Linked DNA regions of Homo sapiens: region 2 is linked to region 1. A link is a loop called in an ENCODE intact Hi-C map of the cell type or tissue named here. Cell type or tissue: ascending aorta. All regions are shown on one strand. Each heading gives the region's core, and the rest is flanking DNA. Links, peaks and the distances in the headings are about the cores only. Region 1 holds the start of CSRP2 (cysteine and glycine rich protein 2). Region 2 has its middle 62 kb from the start of OSBPL8.

The links. A loop is a pair of places that touch in the nucleus more often than their neighbours do. Peaks named below come from ENCODE experiments on the same cell type or tissue, not always from the same donor. Only the 100,000 strongest peaks of a DNase experiment are listed, where the experiment ranks them.
Region 2: a loop joins it to region 1, with 17 times the contacts of the local background. A loop is called at or near these places in 4 of 110 quality-filtered maps.

Annotation. Positions count from the first base shown.
Region 1 is chr12:76,876,883-76,882,262 of GRCh38, reverse strand. It overlaps CSRP2 (cysteine and glycine rich protein 2), which reads left to right and starts at 3,244. Exons shown (of 6, transcript NM_001321.3): 1 at 3,244-3,325. LOC124902971 (a long non-coding RNA gene) reads right to left here and starts at 3,904. Exons shown (of 2, transcript XR_007063380.1): 1 at 3,613-3,904; 2 at 798-2,375. RefSeq lists silencers at 2,975-3,024, 3,055-3,484. In ascending aorta, for the core only: CTCF peaks have their summits at 2,595 and 3,819; DNase peaks (open chromatin) are centred at 2,552, 3,172 and 4,105; H3K4me3 peaks cover 3,297 bases; H3K27ac peaks cover 3,822 bases.
Region 2 is chr12:76,618,954-76,624,333 of GRCh38, reverse strand. It overlaps the pseudogene YWHAQP7. Among named protein-coding and RNA genes, the nearest start is that of OSBPL8, 62 kb to the right of the region's middle. RefSeq lists a silencer at 51-345. In ascending aorta, for the core only: a CTCF peak has its summit at 2,660 (motif pointing left); DNase peaks (open chromatin) are centred at 2,633 and 4,150.

The DNA.
Region 1 (5,380 bases), core at 69-5,068:
TGACAAATATCAAGAATAAGATACTCTAATCTACCTTCCAACATTTAAGCATATATCACTTACATTATTCTTTTCTCTGTCAGATAATAAATCACAGAGTATTAGGGTTAAGTATGAGTAATTTTTAATTCCCACAACTGCTGCTAAATCTTAGCTAAGAAATAAGGTAGAAAAACTGCTTCTTTTTGTGTTATTAAATGTGTAGGTTAGCAAAGTGCAAATTGTTTCCCTTTTTTTCATACTAAAATCATTATAATAAGACATTCCTCTTCACTATAGCTTTCTTGCCTTCTGGGAAGAAAGCCTTGCCCTAAAATAAAGAGGCTTTGTGTTTAAATTCACATTCATCTGATTCAGAGTTTTGTTAAGAAAAAGGGGCATGAAATAAAAATAATAAAAATATTTTTAAAATCTACGTTTGAAGCACAAGGTCATGACAAAAGGCAACAACCTTGGTTCAACTTGCCTTAGGACAGTGACCTTGAGAGAGGGCTTTGATTTGAAATTGGTTGATGAATTCCAGAGAATAGAGTTGTTACAAGTATAATACACATTTTGAGTGGGAAAAAGAAATAGCCTGCTGGACACATTTAACCTTTGATTCTGCCTATTACAAGGTTGAAGGGGTCAAACAGACTAGGACCATGTGGACTTAAGGGTTTATCCTTCTCCTTGAGGACACATTTTTCCCACTATCCTTCTGCAGGCGCGCAGATGCTTCCTACTGAAGACTCTTAATTGTTTTGGAAAACACTCCATACCTTCTTAATAGCAAGCCCTCAAGAAGGCAACATGAGTACTTAGCAAAGCACAATTTTATTTCTTTCTTGAGAGGCAAAAAGGACATCAAGATATCTTTGCTTAACATAACAACCATCAATTATTCAGTATTTACCATGTGCCAGGTGCTATGTTTGGCATTTTACATACATCACCCAATTTAATCCTCATAACAACACTACAAGATGTGTAGAATTATCTTTTTACAGATAAAGAAACAGATGCATAGAGGTCAAGTACTTAGCCCAAGCTTACAAAACTGATAGGTGGCAGAGCTGTATGTTGAAATCATGTGTGTTTGATTCCAAAGCCCATACTCTTTCTTTTGCACCACTCTGTCTAAAAACTCTTAAATAATTTCTTCATGTTCATAACTAAAAGAGTCAACAGTTTAAATAGATGTTTAAAGAAAATAAATATTTTTTAAATGTTGATAAATACAAATACAGATTTGTTCAAAATCACACGTTGTATATCATCTGCAGACTCAGTGTGAAGTACACGGAGACAAACACATACAGGGACAGACAGCAGAAACACTTTTAGGTCAGAAACAAGCCCAATTTCTTTTTTGTTTTGTTTTGTTTTTTTGAGACGGAGTCTCCCTCTGTCACTCAGGCTGGAGTGCATTGACGTGATCTCCACTCACTGCAACCTCCACCTCTCAGGTTCAAGTGATTCTCCTGCCTCAGCCTCCAAGTAGCTGGGATTACAGACATGTGCCACCACGCCCGGCCAACAAGCCCAATTTCAAATGATAAGACATGGCTATGGAATTTAGGGACAACATGAGCTTGACGGAAAGCAAACAGCTCAGGTTTGGGAGGCCCCTTCCACAAAGAGGCATTGAGAAGAACTCAGGGTAGGAGAGAAAGGGCAGTGGTTTGCTGCAGTGAGACTCACTGATACAGTTTCATTCAGTAGAAGCACTAGGCAAACTTATACAAGAAAAAATAAACATTGTAAGCAGCTGAGCTAAAGCGAATGTAGAATCTGAGGGACTGAATTTTCCTGTTGGCCCGTGAGTCAAGTCACTTACACTAGCTGATATCACTGAAATAAGGATTGCCCATATTTAGAAAAGCTCACAGCAGGCAAGAATGCTTTCCAGACTCCTGCCACAGTATCAGGAGATGTCAATCACCACTATGTGTTTTTGGACAGTACTTGGTGGACAGAGAACAAGGCAGCTATAATGAGTTTATCCTGGATTGGCCCCAGCATATAAAATAAAACAATAATAATATTATAAGTCGGTTCTGTACGTTGTCATGCGGATATGTGCTCCCTGCCCTCTCCCCAAGAGGGCATTTGGCAATGTCCAGAGACTTTTTGATTGTCACAACGTCGGGGGCAGGTTGCAACTGGCATCTAGTGGGTGGAGGCCTCCTACAATGCACAGGACAGCCCCCTACAATAAAGAATTATCCAGCCCAAGATGTCAATGGTGTGGAGGATGAGAAACTCTGGACCAGAGGAGGCAATAGCATTTATGGCATGAGGGGGTTTTGGTCACTGACTTTTTTGAACTCCCCACTCCGCAAGTATCAGTTCTCCGGGATCATTGCTTCTGGCAGGAGAGGTCATGAGGAGGCCTAGAATATGAACCAGATAGAGATTGCATTGTTTATTTTCCTTTTCATCTAAAACAATAAATCATCCTGTAGCTTAGGCATTAGGTCCCTTCGGATGTCACGGTATCCTTGTGCTTTTCTGACATCAACACATATAAATACAGGGCCTGTGGCGCCCGGGGTTTCTGCCTGGGTTTAGGTTTCTTCCCCCTCAGCATCGCGTGCTGTGCCCTGGTGGAGGGGAAGAGCGAAACACTTTGGGAATGGGGCGTTTTCGTAACGTCATTTATTTAGTCTAGATGAATTTTGCTCTTTAAGAATAAGAAGTTGTGGATTCCCAGAAGCTGGAAATCGGACGAGAGAATATGCGTTAACTAGGGAAGTTAATCACGTTGAGTTTACTGACAAGGACAAGGCAAGGGGGAGGTGGCGGAAAGCCCCGTTTGGCTGACTTTCTACTGCTGGAGCCTCCCGGCCCATGACTGTCTCCGCGAAGAGGGGGATCGGCGCTCGCGGTGGACAGGTCCGACGCAGGGCGGCGGGGGCCACTTTCCAGCGGGACCGTCCCGCCGCCGGGCCTCCCTGGAGGGGAAGGAAGTCCCTCTCCAAGTCCCAGTGGCTTTTGGAACTGCCGGGTCCCTTTGGGAGGGAGCGGTCCCGGGACGTGGGAAGATGCCGGGCGGGCGGGAAGCTGCAGGAAGAGGCGGGCCTCCTGCCTTTTGTCTCCTGGTGGCTAGCCCGGAGCGGGCAGAGGGCAGCCCGCCCGCTACACGCCCCAGCCCGGCAAGCGGCTCCGGGAATCCGGCGGGCGGGGCTGGGAGGAGGGCGGGGCGGACACAGGCCGCGCCCACCGAGCGCTCTTTAAAAGGCACCGGCGCGCGCTTCGCCTGGGATCTCGGACTCCCTGGACCCTCCCTCCAGCCCAGCCTCGCTAGCTCCGCCTGCGGTACGTGCTCCCGCCTCCGACTCAAGTGAGTAGGGGCGGTGGGGCGGTTCCGCGGCGCCGCCAACCCCGGGGCGGGAGTTGCAGGGGGTTTCCACCGCCTCCCGGGGTCGTGCTGTCGCCCGGCCGGCGCGCCCCGGTCTCCTCCGACATCCCCATCCCGGTCCGCATTTGTGCCCCTGCCAGCCTTCTCATCCCTGCGCCCCAGATTTTCTCTCTCTTATCCCCCAAACACACCTGCCCTTGTCCCCGAGGCCGTCCAGGCCATGCCCTGGGATCCCAGGCCCGCGGGGCAGGTAAATAATCTTATATGACCTTTAATTTCTCCATACTGGTTTCTCTGGGAGAGAGGCGGGTTGTGAGTTTCGCGTTTCTGCTAATCCGCCTCTTAGCAGCCGTCGGTCCCCTCGTCCAGCGGCAGGCTCTCTCTGGGGTGGGGGTCGGAGTCTCAGGGCCCCCTCTGCCCGGAGTGTGGTGAGCACCGAGGGCGACCTTACTGGGTTCTGTCCCCTAGGGGTGGAATGGGGCTTCTACATCCCCCCGAGCCCAGGGTACTGCTCCTGCCGCCGTACCGGGCTCCTGGCATCCCCATTGTTTGGTGGTGTCTGCCCACCCAGCACCGAACCCCTCTATGTTGAAGGAACAGCAGGGAATGTCAATCACTTACTCCTAGCTTTTTCCAGAACTTTCTACGATTCAGGTACAAAGAAGAATGCAAGAATGCTTGGTTGTGAAATTATGCGACAGGTCCTGCGAATCACATTCTGGGTTCTCCAGAGCCAGATTCAGGAGCTCCACGTAGGCACCCCCTGGGGGCGGGGGCGGGCTTTCTAAACCGGCGGATCCCTTTCCCCCTTCTAAGCCAGGACATTTGTTAAACGATTTTTACTTAAATGGCTACCCAAAATGTTTAACCTGTTTTATTTGCAGTCTGCAAACCAAGCACATTTTCCCTTTATAAATGCTTTTCGGTACAGAATTTTTTTTGGGGGGTGGGGGGGTGGGGCGGGGGCAGTTAGTAATTTTTTAACCCGGGCAGCGAAAATCGTCGTATTTAGTTCTTGACTTTTCCAATTAACCTGTTTTAAAACTCTCCTCATAAAATGCCAAGAATTCAAATAGGACAGCCACAAAGTTGGCTGTACTTTGACTCACGTTTTTCAAGAAAGAATTGGGTGATAGATTTTGAAAGGGAGAATCTAACATAGTTTCAGAACTGCATGCCAAGCTACAAAGAATGTTGTGAAGTACTAAGTGGTCTCCCCCAGTACTCCTGGGGTCATCGCTCTCGTCCATTGTCACTGATACTTTGTCAGTATTTCTCTGGGTCCTTTCTCCTCTGCATTGTAGTTTTCTTTGCTCTTTTGGTTCTGTGTTACCTTTGAGACCAGACCTGCATCACATGAGTCTTTGAAACTCACAGTGCTTGCTTGGGTACCTTGGACAATTGACTGAAAGAAGGAGCGAATAAGGTTGTGATTATAGGGAACAAAAATATAATTTGACTCACACAATAGGTATTTGTTTGCAGATTTGATCTAAAGTTCGTATCATAAATTTTTAATGCATTTCTCCGAATGTATTTAACAAATATTGATTGATACTGGTATAGGCTAAGTACTGTGCTGAAAGCAGTACTTGCTGGAGGCCTGTCCTGATGAAATTGCAAAATCACTTGGATTTGGGGGAGATTGAATTTTATCCTAAAACAGCAAGAATGTTGGTGTAGAGTAGAGGACAGCAATAAATGAGGAGTTTTAGAAGCCTGAGTCCAGAGGCAACTCTGACACTAAATTGCTATAGTGATCTGGGTCTCTAGGTTTTCTTCTTTGTCAAAAGTGAGGTGAATCAAATGAACCCCAAAAGGGAGCCCCCTATGGGAGAGGAGGCATGGCTGAAAGGGGGAGGAACGAAGCCAGGCAGGACCAAATTCACACCTCAACTCCAGTACCCATTGGTTTGATGCCCTTGGGCAAATTAACTTTACTCTTTGGCCTCAATACTTCATCATGTAAAATGGGTGTAGTGGCACATGCCTTGCAGGGTTGTCATAAGGCCTGTTGATACTTGTACAAAGCCCAGC
Region 2 (5,380 bases), core at 272-5,271, 260 kb after region 1:
AAAGCCGGCCCTTGGCTGGCATCTGGGAACTTGGATTTCAGGAGGGTTCCCACCATTCCCAGAACTGGTAAGAGTGACTCGCTGTGCCTAAACTTTTTGTGTAGACAACATGTTTATGCTGACTACTGGCTTTCCTTCTAGGACTCTGAAATTTGAGTATGTGCCTAGCAGAGGCTGCCTATATGACTAGGCCCCAATAAAATCCCTGAGCTCTGAGTCTGTAATGAATTTCCTGGTTGGCATCATTTCACATGTTTTATCACAACTCATTACTGGGGCAATTGAGCACATCCTGTGTGAACTCCATGGGAGATGACCCTTGAAAGTCTGTGGCTGGTATATCCTGGATTTTGACCCATGTGCCTTTTTCCTTGCTGATTTTGCTTTGTATCCTTTTGCCAATCATAATCATGAGTATTACTATATGTGAGTCCTATAAGTCCTCCTAGTGAATCATCAAACTTGGGGCTGGTCTTGGGGACCCTAACTCAAGGCAAAATAAAACATATCTTTGAACCAAATTCAGCCAATAGTTTCACCTTTCAACCTCTAACCTAAGACACGGGCAGAACAGTTGCCAGGCATAAATGGAGCATTTTCATATGTGTCATCGTATTTAGTCTTCACAGTAACCCTGCAAAATGAACCATTTTATAACCTCATGTATAAGTGAGGAAATACACTCAGAGGGCTTAACCTTGCACAAGGTCATATCACCTGTAGGTGGAAGAGGCAGGAGTCAGAGTTAAATCCAACTTTATTTTCATATTGCCTGTATATGAAATTATATTTCCTCCCTTATGTGAAAATTTCAGAATCATTTTGTTTATTTTCTATTTCCTATGCACAGTATTTACATCTCTGGAGCTCAAAGTATTCTTATCACTCCTCATCCTTGTAATATTTGCCTTTTTCTTATTCCCTTCCAATCTTACCTTCCTATCAGCTATGAATGAGGTTTTCTGAGCCAGTAGGGAAACAAACAAAAACAAAAACAAAAACAAAAACAAAAAAAAAGGAAGGTAAGTATGGGCACAGGCAAGGGAAGGGAAGGATTATAAAAGACAGCAACTGGGCCTGCCTCTGCTAGGGATGGTCAGTGGTCCCAACAGGAGGGTCTAAAGTGGAGTGGAGGCTGGGTGTACAGGGTGGCTCACATCTTTAATTCCAGCACTTTGGGAGGCTGAGGCAGGATAATCACTTGAGGCTAAGAGTTTGAGACAGCCTGGACAACATAGCAAGACCCCATTTCTACAAAAAGATTAAAAATTAGCCAGACATGGTGGTGCCTGCCTGTAGTCCTAGCTACTTGGGAGGCTGAGGTGGGAGGACTGCTTGAGCCCAGGAATCAAAAGTTACAGTGAGCTATGATCATGCCACTGGCCTCCAGCCTAGGCAACAGAGCAAGACCCTGTCTCAAAAAAAAAAATGAAAATAAATAAAAAAATAAATAAAGTGGCATGGGGAATACCAGGTGAATCTAAGCTGTAGCAGTAGTACTTATAGTCAGAGAAGCAGTAATAATCTTTCCAGAAGGATCCATGGGGTTTGAAGCAGGATCTCATTCAGTATATGGCGGACAGTAGCATAGTTCAGGTAACAGGATAAGAGGGTGAGAAATGGATAGGCAGGCTGTCAAGGGCCTATCTGGGGGTGAGTGCAGAGCTATACTCTCAGGAAAAAGTGGCATGAAAACCTGGAAGCTGGATAGAAGCCCTACTCTAAGATCTGAACTTGCAGAGTCAGAAGTTTGGAAGGGAAAGTGCAGCTTGATGGCTGAGCAAGTACTCGAGAGTTCCCCCCGGTCCACTGAATATTAAACTTAGAACAGCATGACCAGTACGAGCCTCTTTCTTCAAACATTTTGTATATCTTGAGTGGCTTTCTAGGTAATGATGGAACTGAATTCATAAAGCGGAAGGTCTTTCTTTGTTTCCTGTGTCTGGGCTGAGCTGAACACGTTTGAGACTGACACTTCTTGCTGAAGGAACACACCAGAATAGGTTTGCCTAGCTTTGCAATATTTATTACTGTTTTAGATTTCCCTCACAATACATCTCTGAAAAGACTCAGTGAACTAAATGATACTCAGAAAGATAGCATTTCAGTGAACTCTTGAGGTTACATTTAAAACAGTCACATTATCAATGTAAGTAATTATTCCCAATTATTCCCATACCAATCTGTCTTACAGATATTTTAATACTAGGTGGTCTCTGAGTTATAAACATCAGGCTTATGAGCATCCCATGCAATTCCGCGTCCACTAATATCTTTTGAATTTCTACTATGTGTGCCTCATGGTCATTATGCAGAGTCATAATAATTGACATTTATTGAACACTTACTCTGCAATCTGCACTGTTGCACTGACATGCATTAATTCATTGTTCTCACAATAATGCTATGAGGTAGGCATTATTATTGTATCCATTTTCAGGTAAGAGTCCAAGGCACAGAAAGGTTCAGTACAACTTTTAGTTGTACCTAGAAGTGTGCCTCACTTCAAACAATGAACAATTTAGAAAGAGAGATAAGACATATTGAAATGTAAACAACCAGTCACCTGCCTCTCCTGCACTTTCACCCAAAGTTTGTTTTGATCCAGATCTATTTTTACCCTTTGTTCCATTTGGCATCCAAGCTACTCTAGTGCCACCTGCTGACCAGAATGGGGAACTGTCTGACCTAGTACCTTCCCTATAATCATTTCTTCGAGTAGGATTCTGTCATACACTCCATTTTATTTCTAGCTTTAAAATGTCCACTTTATACCATATAACACTTAACATGTATAATTTATATCTGAAGAATAGATAGCCTGTGATGCTGATCTATGTTAAAACACTCTGAGAAATGTAGTACAATTTTTTACATCTCTGGGTTTCTCTAGAAAAGGGTATCACAATGCAGAACTATGGGTATCATTACTACACTTTGCATAAGATACAAGGGAACTATGATAAACTTCAGAAAGTAGTGAACTCACCTATTCCTTAAAATATGAGTAGGCAATTGTTACAAAGCAATAGTAAACGGCTTATAAAGTATAAGTTTATTTTATGCTTCTCTGCTATTACACAGGGCACAACATTTTTGCAAGGCTTTTTTGGGACCACAGTGCATTAGCAACAAAAAACGCTGGTCCAACTCTGAGTAGCAGTCACTAAATGAAACGGATACCCTCTCACATGTGCACAAATCTGCATAGAAAAGTACTAAAGTTTTAGAATTGGACTTGTGTAATGTATTTCTGCTTTCTAGGGTATTAAGTAATGATATGCACTTTAATTTACCTAAAGCAATGCATGTATCTTCGCAGCAACATGATACTTCTATTAAACAGTTAAGGTGAATACTGGAAGTAAAAGACAAGAGGTGTACATGAATTTTTATTGGGAAGGGAAGTTGTCAACTTAAACAGTAGCAAATGAAAACCTTGTTGTTATGGATATACGTGACCTCCATAAACTATTATATAGGAGACATTTCAATTTCCCCCCCAGGCCAGAAAAGTTCCATACCGAAAGGAAACCCTTGAAGAAGAGTAAGGGAGGGAATAAAGAAATCAAGAAGTTACATAGGGAATACTCTCGAATTGTAATTAACTGTATTTTCAGATCTTTAGGGTGGTACAAAACATAATTGCTTGCAGCATTAGTTCAGATTACTTAAATATCAAGTACATTTTTAGTCCACTATATAAGTGGAAGTTACTAATATTTTATATGAAATGAAGCCAGTAATACTTTTCTATAGCAGTAACTGTACACCAGGAGGGCCAGGACAAACGAAAGAAATGGAGTTTTCCCAAAGCTGCATTGTGAAAAGACTGTAAATGGGTTGATCCCATACGCATGAATGAATTTCTTTTTTTTTTTTTTTGAGATGGAGTCTCACTCTGTCGCCCAGGCTGGAGTGCAGTGGCGCTATCTCAGCTCACTGTAACCTCTGCTGCCTGGGTTCAAGCGATTCTCCTGCCTCAGCCTACCGAGCAGCTGGGATTACAGGTGCCTGCCACCGCACCCAGCTAATTTTTGTAGTTTTAGAAGAGACGGGGTTTCACCATGTTGGCCAGGCTGGTCTCAAACTCCTGACCTCGTAATCGGCCTGCCTCAGCCTCCCAAAGTGCTGGGATTATAGGCATGAGCCACCGCGCCCGGCCATCATGAATGGGTTTCTTTGCTACAGGAAATCCAAGTGGAAAAGGCAATGGAGATGTGTACAAAAGTTTCTTGAAGGGAAGAAAGATTACGCCTTGTATGCATTTACTTTTCTGTCTCTTGGCTGCCACATCACATTTTTCTCTTGCACTGTCTAATGGCCATAATGTTAGGTTGTCTCTATAAGCAACTGCATGATAAGGGTGCTGTCTTTGAATCTTCACTCAGTGTATCAAGTTCTTCTATGGCCTATCAAAAGTGGTTTTAGTCAGTTCGCAGGCAAGCTCTGGGTTATTAAGGATCTCATAGTAAAGTACAGAAATGTTAAGACATGTATATGGATTACATCTCTTTACTATATCAAATGCCTCTTAGGAAGCTCTTTGGGAATTATCTATCATTTGTTTCAACCATCACCACGTGCAACAAAGGTACTGGAAGTAATCTCCCTTTATTTTTGATAAAAGATCGTACTCGCTAGATTAGTTGCATTGGATAGTAAATAGTTATCCAAAAATTGCAGGACAGTAATGCATACGGATCTCAGTTCAGACTTGACTTTCTCCTGATAGTTTTCTGTTGTTTTTTGGTTTGTTTTTTGTTTTTTCTCAGTGATGTGAAGCTCACTCCCAATAGTTCTTGATCAGCTGCAACTTCTTGTCAGAGGTGTTGGTTTTTCTGCTCAATGCTCAAGAGACCCTCCAGGTGGACCTGTAGCCTTCAACAATGTTTTTGTAGGCCACAGAGAGTGAGTTGTGCTCCTCTTTGGACAGCTCTGCAACCTGCTAGGAGAGCCTTCACAATGCAGGTAAAATCAATGATAGCAAAACCCTTGAATCCAAAGTGTTTGCAAGTACTCAAAGCCCCCCTCAGAATCACCATGAAGTCCTCACTTACCACCTTCATTCTTTTCCACTTAAATCTGTGTTTCTATAAGTATCAAGATTTGTGATAAAGATTTCTTTTGCACCGATCCTCGAGATATTAGAGTTGGAATGAGATTTAGAGATCATTTAGAGTTCAAGTTCAACATTTTGTTTACAGTTCTCTGCTGTTTGATGCCCCAAATCTATTTCACAGGAAGCCATTTGCTGATCACCTGGCTTGACCTCTTTCCTGATTCTTCATTTTTCTCCAGTCTACTGGGAATTTTCCCCTGCTCTTATTATAAAGAAAGGCCTGTGTTTGTAGCCGATGTGGGCTCCCTCAATAATTGG